Linked DNA regions of Mus musculus: regions 2 and 3 are each linked to region 1. A link is a contact called in ENCODE Hi-C or POLR2A ChIA-PET data. All regions are on one chromosome and are shown on one strand. The core of a region is the stretch at or near the end of the contact, and the rest is flanking DNA. Distances in the headings are between cores, read along the strand shown. Region 1 holds the start of Rhbdd3 (rhomboid domain containing 3). Region 2 holds the start of Rasl10a (RAS-like, family 10, member A). Region 3 holds the start of Emid1 (EMI domain containing 1).

Region 1 (2,700 bases), core at 119-2,618:
CCTAGATTCCGCTAGAAGCAAAAACAAAAACAAACAAAAAACCCGCCACTGTGCCAGTTAACTGTATTCTAAACTGCAGGTGAGGGCTAGGCTACACTTATTCTCTCGGTAAGGACCACAACATAACCATCACATTCTAGAGTTCCCGCCCTGGACTTTCAAAATCCGCTATGGGTCTCTTCCCCTGGCCTCAATAGGGCCAAGAAATAAATCAGCCGGCTAGCTTAACGAGCAGGCCTACAGAAACGTGGCGTGCCGAGGCTTTTCTGCCTCTCCTGGATCAAAGCTGCTAGAAATCTCTTTCTGGAAAAGAGTCTCCTCTCCGGATCCAGACGGACCTTGTTATACAACCGATCCCCCGCGCCGGTTGCTGAGAAAAGGACACTGGGAAGCCACTGCTTTTTGGGTAGGGAAGGAGGTGGAGTTAACTCATGATTAAATCGAAGCCTCTTGAGTGGGGAGCACGAAGATTTAGGGGAACCAACTAGGTCCTCCGAGGGGGCAGCTTGGTCGGGCCGGGCCAGGCCTGGGGGATAATGGGGCTCCCCTCTTAAGCCGGCGCCCCTCAGCTTACACATTCGCGACGGCTTTTTGTTTGTTTTTCTGAGTCCCTACACAGTAAACACTTGCCCTGGGGCTAGCGATGGGAGGAGACGTTCCACGGGAAACCGGCCACGGCTTCTCGAGCCGCCATCAGACACCTCGCTTCACGCGCCTTCGGGGTGATGGGCTCCAGGCCCAGCCGCGGTCCCCTTCGGGCCCTCGGAGGCCCTAGGCCCGGCCCACGTGGCGAGAGACCCGGAGCACCCGGCCCCGACAACCACCACACAAAGGAGGCCTGGACGGGCTCTGCACGCCTCAGCTACCGCGAGGCCCTCGCGCGCAACGCGGCCGCCAAAAGGTTCCAGAACCAGCCCGCCTAGTGGGGGAGGGGAAGGGAACGCGGATCCCCCACCCCCACCCCCGAGCTCGTCGGGCCGCGGCGGGAACTCCAACCCCTTTCGGCGACTTCACTCAGTCATCCCTGCCACCCCCAGAGACGAGCGCCTCCCAGTCTGGGTGTCCCAGCTGTCGCCGGCGGGACCGCGATCCCACTCCGCTTACCCGTGGACGCCATTTTCTCGCCTTCCTCCTCGTTCTCTCAACGTCCGTCTCCTTCTCGCGTTCCCCCTAGGCGCCGCACTGCGCAGGCGCGAAACCCGCAACCTCGGACGCTACCATCGGGCCAGGCCTCGGGGGTGGCCGAAGAGGAGCGAACCGGAGCTCTTCGGCTCTTCGCTCCCGAAACCGTTGACCCGATCCTCTCCCAAAGAGCCGGACGTGACGAGTGGTCTAAAAAAAAAAGGCGCCTCGGGGGCCAGCGCGCCAGTGAGCGAGGGTTACCCACGAACCCGAGAGCTCCTTGGCGCGAGGCGCGGTGGCTCGGAATGGTTACGCCCGCTGGCTCTAGGGACCGTCTCTGAAGAGTCTGCCCTGGAGGGAGACGGAGGCTGGCGGGAGGGCTGGGGGAAGGGATCCCGGCCGGCCTGAAACAACTGCTGACTAATCGGCGGGCGGGATCACGCGCCTCTGTGTGCGTGCAGCGGGTTTCGGGCACCGAGGGCTCGGCCTGGAACCGGCGGCCGGACTTACCGGGCGGGCCCCCCTGCTCGGTTTTCTAGGGTGGGTGGGGGTGGGAGGACATGCTCCCCAGGCCCCTGGACGCGTGGCCTGAGCGGGCGGGGGAGGGGACCGAGGGCCGTCGGCTTGGGAGGGAGGCCGGGAATGCCGCGCCCGACCCCAGTAACGGTCGGGGTTGAGAAGCCCTGTGATCGTCCTTCAACCCATCCCCTTGTTTCAACAGAAAACCCAGAACCCACGAAATTGAGTTCTTTCCTTAAAGTTACAAAGCTGAATGCGACCCAGACCCCGGGCCTCCCCTCTCTGTACACCGCCCGGAAGCTTCGCCACACTGTCCTTGCCTTCCCACTCTGTCCTCCTGGCTTCCCTGCAAGGTAGGCAGGGTGTGATATGCATAGCTCTGAGGTCTCTGACAAGGGCTCCAGAAAGACACTGAGGCGGATTGTTGGCGATTGGTGGGGTTTTTGGTTTTGCTTTTCTGAGAGTTACTGACACAGTGGACAGACACAGACAAACATTAGCATGGCGGGCGAGGACTCGGAAGAAACCAGGGTCCATGTGGGAGAAGTAGGCGTGTCGCACCCTTCTGAGGATGGGCGTGGCTTCAATGCCGGAGCTTCTGGCCCGGGGCAGGCAGGGAAGGGAGCTGGGAGCCCGATGTGTAGCCCCCCAGTTCCCCATTTTATGTAAAATCACCTTCAGGTGAGAGATCCAGGCGTCCGAGTCTGTTAGTTCGCCACTCATAGTGTCTCACTAGAGGCCGGTCGGAATCTGAAGGGGAGAAAGGCGTGTATTGTGTTCTAGGAGGAGCAGCTGGATTCATTATTGGATTCTTACAAGTTACGTTTTATTAATTGAAGATATGGTTGCAGGAGTGTTACGGCTTGCCTATGATGTATGAGGCCCTAGTTTCCATTCCTATCGCCAAGAAAGAGAAGAGACTGGTCCAGAGGACTCGAGGCCCAGTTCCCTATGTCCATGGACCTGTCCCCTAGTGCCCAGGGATGGAATGGTTGTAAGAAGGTGCAAGAGGAAGCTTCATTTTAGGTGACCCTGCCTCCAGGTAAGGGTGAAATCTGC
Region 2 (2,700 bases), core at 131-2,630, 41 kb before region 1:
AGCCAGCTGTCGCTACTCTGAATTTAAAGACCTAGAATATCCCTAGTGGCTGAAAGGGGGAAGAGAGGTGGGGGTGGGGGTGGTGAAATCAGACCAGGCCCTAAGTCTACCTGGGGAAGAGGACTAGACATTAGTGTTAAGGAATACCTTCCAGCTGCTGTCACCTGTTCCCCGCGGGAGGGTGTGCCTCCTTCCCCCTTGACGGGCTAGTTTCTCCTGCCCTTCCTTCCACTTAATTCCTGGCCAGGTAGACATATTATCAATGCCTTTAGAGGCCTGGATCTAAGTATTTCTAGAGCCTTCTCTCCTAAGGGAGAGGAGACAGTTCTTTTTCCTTTTGGCTCCATTTCAGCATTCTGGCCACCTGTTAGACTTGAAGCATTCGTTGAATGAGTGAGTCTTGTTCAATGCCGGGTGCCTGCATTTCACAGTACCTGGGTGGAGGGCAGAGGCCTGGGAACTCCTCCAGTGTGTGGAGACTGGAGGGCCGGACGGAGGTTGGGCAAACCCAGACTTTCCGAACCCTCAGAGGAGCTTCCGAACTTGTCCAGGGAAGAGGGCATGGTGCACCCCTGGGACAGACTCTGGGACAGACCCGTGGATCTGTTTCTTCGCCTCCAACCTGTTGGGGCAGTGACTGGGGGCTGAGTTGCTGAGCAGACTTCTGTGCTGGGCTCAAACCCTTCTGTCTCCACTCCCCACCCCCTCTGGGCTGGTCCTTTGAAACAGTGTTCTTCTAGTCGTTTGTCCTTGTAGGTGTAATGAAAAGTGGCCCGCAGGCCCGGGACGGAGTCCCAGTGTCCTTCTCACTTTGAGATACCTCTCCAGGGTCTCAGTTCCCTCCTCCTTAAACCACGAGTACCCAGGTTGAGGCTGCGGTTCGAAGATGATGCAGGGGAGAGCCCAGAAAAGGAGTTGGTGCCCAGGGTCTCACAAAACAGGAGGAAGCTTTGAAGCCATCGGCCTTTGGTGGACAACCGGGATGCAGACAAAAAGTCCAATGCGACGATTGGCCCAAGGTCATTCAACCAGGACTGGGTCTGACCCCAAGTGGCCTGATTCTAAGAGCCTGGGCTTGGTCAACAGCCAGGTTGCAGCCAGCGGTGTTGGAGGAACAGGGAGGTGGCGCCCAGCGGCTTCGGTTTTGAAACGGTTGAGGGAAGCTGACTGCCACCTGGGGAACCAGGCTTTAACAAGGCGACCCGCCTGGCAGTCACTGGGCCGCGACCCTCCCCGGGAGGGGCGGGGCGGACAGTTACCTCATCGCCGCCTCCGGGAGGCCCCGCTCGCTTGCTCGCCCGCGCGGCCGACTGGGGCGGCGGCTCCCGGCGCCGGAGCGAGAAGGGGACGGAGCTGAAGGTGGGGGCGGGTCTGCACCGCACCGGGTGCACTCTTCCTGCGGAGCTGCGGGTGCGTCCGCCCGCTCGATCCTCAGGCCTGGCCTCTTGTGGCTGAGGTGCTGTAGGCGACGCGATGCGGGTATCCCGGGCCGGGCAAGCAAGGCGCAGAACGGGCTCATGAAGCTCCCCGGTGCCAGGCGCGGGAGCGCGGGCCAGCCATGGGCGGCAGCCTGCGGGTGGCTGTTCTGGGTGCTCCGGGAGTGGGTAAGACCGCCATCATCCGCCAATTCTTGTTTGGTGACTATCCTGAGCGCCACCGACCCACGGACAGTCCCTGCCTCTACCGACCCGCGGTGCTGCTCGACGGCGCGGTCTACGACCTGAGTATCCGCGATGGTGACGTCGCTGGACCCGGCTCAAGCCCCAGAAGTCTTGAGGTAGCGGTTCGAGGGGGCCAGGGGTGTGTGTACACTTGGTGCCCATGTGTACTGATCCAGGGCGCCCGAGCCCGTTCTGGGATTGAAGTGTGTGTGTCTAGGTAGTTTGCATACGAGCTTCCTGCGCTAACCTGTAGGTGCCCTGTGGCTGTTTCCTCTCTCTCTCTCTCTCTCTCTCTCTCTCTCTCTCTCTCTCTCTCTCTCTCTCTCTCTCTCTCTTTTGTTTTTGTTTTTGTTTTTTTCGAGACAGGGTTTCTCTGTGCAGTGCTGGCTGTCCTGGAATTCTCTCTGTAGACCAGGCTGGCCTTGAACTCAGAAATCCACCTGCCTCTGCCTCTCAAGTGCTGGGATTAAAGGCGTGCGCCACCACGCCCGGCTCTGTGGCTGTTTCTTGTCTTCTTTGCCTGCCTAGGCTGGTGTCTGGGTCAGTGTGTGGCACAGCTTGAGCTGAGCCGCGCCGCTGTGACAGACTGGACCAGACACAGGAGTACCCTTTCTAGAGGGGGCCACCGCACCCTCAGACTCCCAGTCTTTGGCGCTGCATTCATTTCAAAGCTGGCATTTGAGCAGCACCTGGGAGGCTAAATGAAGTTTTGGTGAAAGAAGCTGTAAGAATATTGCAAGGGGGAAAGAGCAGCAAGAGACAAGCCAGAGGCTTCACCTGTACAGCTGCACCAGGACAGTCAGTTACCATCTGTCAGCCGGTGGACGGCAGATCCCAGGCTCTGAGGCAGTAGGAGCATAGTAGGTTGACGGGTGGCCCAGGAAGTAGGAGGGCTAAGGACTGACAAGATCCAAGCACGGCTGGGAAGTCTGGCCTGTGGGAGGGCGCGTCCCATCCGGAGTATTGCTGGGAGGTGACGGGGAGTGAGGTTGAATTGGAGTAAACCCCAGCCTCTACCCTCTAGGAGTGGCCGGACCCT
Region 3 (2,700 bases), core at 44-2,543, 53 kb after region 1:
GCTAACTGCCTGACCTCTGCTGCCTCAGCCACTTCTACCCCTGAGCCTGCTCTACCCGGTCACCTGCTTTTGCTAGCTCCCAGGGGGGGTTGCTGGCCTCTGACCACAAGAAAGGGAAACTTCTAAAAAGAAAGAAGTGAGGCCACAGGGGGGTGGGGCCCTCACGGGCCTTTGAATGGGCTGAAAGGCCTAAGAGGCCTGGTTAGTCCACATTGTCTGTCCTGGAGACAGGGGCAGGGGCTACAGGCAGAGCAGGGGCCAGGGCAGGTTCAAACTCTGCCATCGAGTCCAGAAAGGGAGAGCTGAATCCCAGCTCTTCCATGAATACCCACCACGAGCACATTAGTCTCAGTTTGCCCCTCTATTGAGTGGGGACAAGTTTCCCTACATCCTCCAGTCTTGAAGGCACTGTCTAGAAAAAGCCCCACAGGACCCGATCCTGGGAAACACTCCACAAAGGCCGGCAGAGAGTCATAGGCTTTTGGGAGGTCCAACCAAATGCCAGGTCCCAGGGGGCCTCTGACACTGACCCACTGTGCAGTCTCCACCCCAGTCCTTCCTCCGAGTGAAATAAATAGCTGGGACATAAAAAAAGAAAAAAGAAAAAAAAAAAGAAAGAAAGAAAGAAGAAAAAGACAGTAGCAGGGGAAAAGAGAGGGGATTCCTGAAGGGCTGGCTAAGGGGTGATCCTGGCATTTTACATGTACATGAAGGGAAGGGGGGCTTGGGCGAGACCCACAGAAGTCCTGGGAAGCTCTGTTGCATTGCCATGGGTCCACCTTCTGGGGCCTCCGGGATCTCAGTAGGGGAGGCCGTCTGTTCTTTCACACAGAAGTAGGTGAGCCGGCTATCCTGAGCACAGCGTGCCAAACCCCTGCTCCCACTGCTTATGGTATAGAGATGAGCGATGGAGCCCCTGCAACAGTCTCGGACTGCCTCCGATGTCCCGGGATTGCAAGGAGCTGGGGTCGGGTCTCTGTCCCAGTCCTAGGGTTGCATGGAGCTGGGGTCGGGTCTCTGTCCCAGACCCTGAAGTTGCACAGAGCTGCGATCGGGTCTCTGCCCCAGTCGCGGGATTGTACGGAGCTGGGGTCGGGTCCCTGTCCCAGTCTCGGGGTTGCACGGAGCTGGGGTCTGCTTCCCTCACCCCAGTGCTGGGATTGCACAGAGCTAGGGGAGACTTACCTGCGACCCGAGAACCGGGCGCCCGGGACGCTCCACGCGGCGCCGCCTCCCGGGAGCAGGAGCCCGAGGCAGAGCAGCGTCCAGGCCCGCGGGCCGCCCATGCTGTCGTCCCCACCGCAGCCGCGGGCGCGCAGAGCCGGTTCCGGGCGGAGCAGGGCGGGGGCGCTCGGCTTCGCCCGCCCCTCGCCCCCCGCCCCCCGCCAACCCGGAAGCCGTCCGCGCCCCCGCCAGGACGCCCTCCAGGTGCCCACCTGAGCCGCAGACTGGGAAACTGAGGCCCTGGCCGCACCCGCCCCCTCGTCCCCGCAACGCTGCCAGGACCTGAACCCACCACTCCAGAGCGATCGCCTCTGGACGCACATCTTTGACATCTTTGCGGAACTGGGTTCCCGAAACACACAGGATCTTCCCATCGACCTAACACAGGCTTCCTGCGCGAGCTGTGCCATTGTCCCAGGCATCTCACCCCATACATCCTGCCCTGACTAAAGCTTTCATCACTCCGTGTTGGGCTGGCTAGGTCGCCCATGTTACGGAGGAGAAACCCGAGGCTCAGGTGCTCCCGCGTCCCCTAAGTGCAGTGACCCTTATACCTGTTTTACAGGGAGACACTAAGGCCCAGAGCACTCTGGCAGAGTAACCCCAGACCCACAATCCCCTCATCTCAGTGTTGGGGTCTAAGCACAAGTGTAGACAGCATTTTGGCATAGGCCTCAATTTCCCATTCCCTAAGGTAAGGACTGGCTGAGAGCAGAGGGCCTGGGTGGGACTCAGGCACATTCCACGCGGCATAGCAGGTGCGAGGAGTTTGCCTGTGCTGACATGATAGACTATTTGTGTGCATGGATAATGTTGTATGCATGCACGGCGCTGTAAACATGTATGTGCTGAATCTGTGTGTACACGATGTGTTTGTGAGCATGGGCAGTATTTGCTTATGTACGCCATATTTGAATGAACAATGTATGTGTTTGTGTGGTGGGCATGTGTATGCATGTATGTCTGTGTACACGTGAGATGCCTGTATGCATGCATATCATGTTTGTGTACACGTGTGCATGTGTGTGTATATGAACATGTGTGTATATGAACATATATGTACATATATGTACACACATATATGTACATATATGTACACACATATATGTACATATATGTACACACATATATGTACATATGTGTGTATATGAAGTATGATTTTCTTTCTTTCTTTCTCTTTCTTTCTTTCTTTCTTTCTTTCTTTCTTTCTTTCTTTCTTTTAGATGAGCTCTCTATATGTCCTGGCTTGGTCTGGAACAAATACACACACACACACACACACACACACACACACACACACACACATATATAATATGGCTAGCTTTCATTTCACAGAGGTCTGTCTGCCTCTGCCTCCTGCATGCTGGGTTCGATACTGTGCCCAGCTCTACACAAGAGCAGAGTCGTCACCAAGGGAGGTCACAGAAGACGTCTACTGCACGCCCCAGCAGTGAGCAGCCTAGGTCAGGGAATCTT

Evidence for each region. Hi-C counts contacts between places; a loop is a spot of excess contacts on that map. ChIA-PET counts read pairs that join two places held with the same protein, here RNA polymerase II (POLR2A).
Region 2: a loop to region 1 is called in a map of T-helper 2 cell, with 2.4 times the contacts of the local background. The contact joins the promoter of Rasl10a here to the promoter of Rhbdd3 in region 1. A Hi-C loop is called at or near these places in 6 of 37 maps with a recorded cell type or tissue (CH12.LX, T-helper 2 cell, gastrocnemius and 1 more). POLR2A ChIA-PET finds 5 or more read pairs at or near these places in 5 of 5 experiments (Patski and embryonic stem cell).
Region 3: POLR2A ChIA-PET joins it to region 1 with 18 read pairs in embryonic stem cell. The contact joins the promoter of Emid1 here to the promoter of Rhbdd3 in region 1. A Hi-C loop is called at or near these places in 10 of 37 maps with a recorded cell type or tissue (T-helper 17 cell, T-helper 2 cell, gastrocnemius and 4 more). POLR2A ChIA-PET finds 5 or more read pairs at or near these places in 4 of 5 experiments (Patski and embryonic stem cell).

What each region holds. Positions count from the first base shown.
Region 1 is chr11:5,097,905-5,100,604 of GRCm38, forward strand. It overlaps Rhbdd3 (rhomboid domain containing 3), which reads left to right and starts at 1,369. Exons shown (of 9, transcript NM_177370.4): 1 at 1,369-1,662; 2 at 1,844-1,994; 3 at 2,493-2,683. Ewsr1 (Ewing sarcoma breakpoint region 1) reads right to left here and starts at 1,192. Exons shown (of 17, transcript NM_007968.4): 1 at 1,105-1,192. The coding sequence starts at 1,117.
Region 2 is chr11:5,056,748-5,059,447 of GRCm38, forward strand. Rasl10a (RAS-like, family 10, member A) reads left to right here and starts at 1,381. Exons shown (of 3, transcript NM_145216.4): 1 at 1,381-1,777; 2 at 2,686-2,700. The coding sequence starts at 1,559. It also overlaps a transcript of Gas2l1 not described here.
Region 3 is chr11:5,150,937-5,153,636 of GRCm38, forward strand. It overlaps Emid1 (EMI domain containing 1), which reads right to left and starts at 1,294. Exons shown (of 15, transcript NM_080595.3): 1 at 1,186-1,294. The coding sequence starts at 1,286.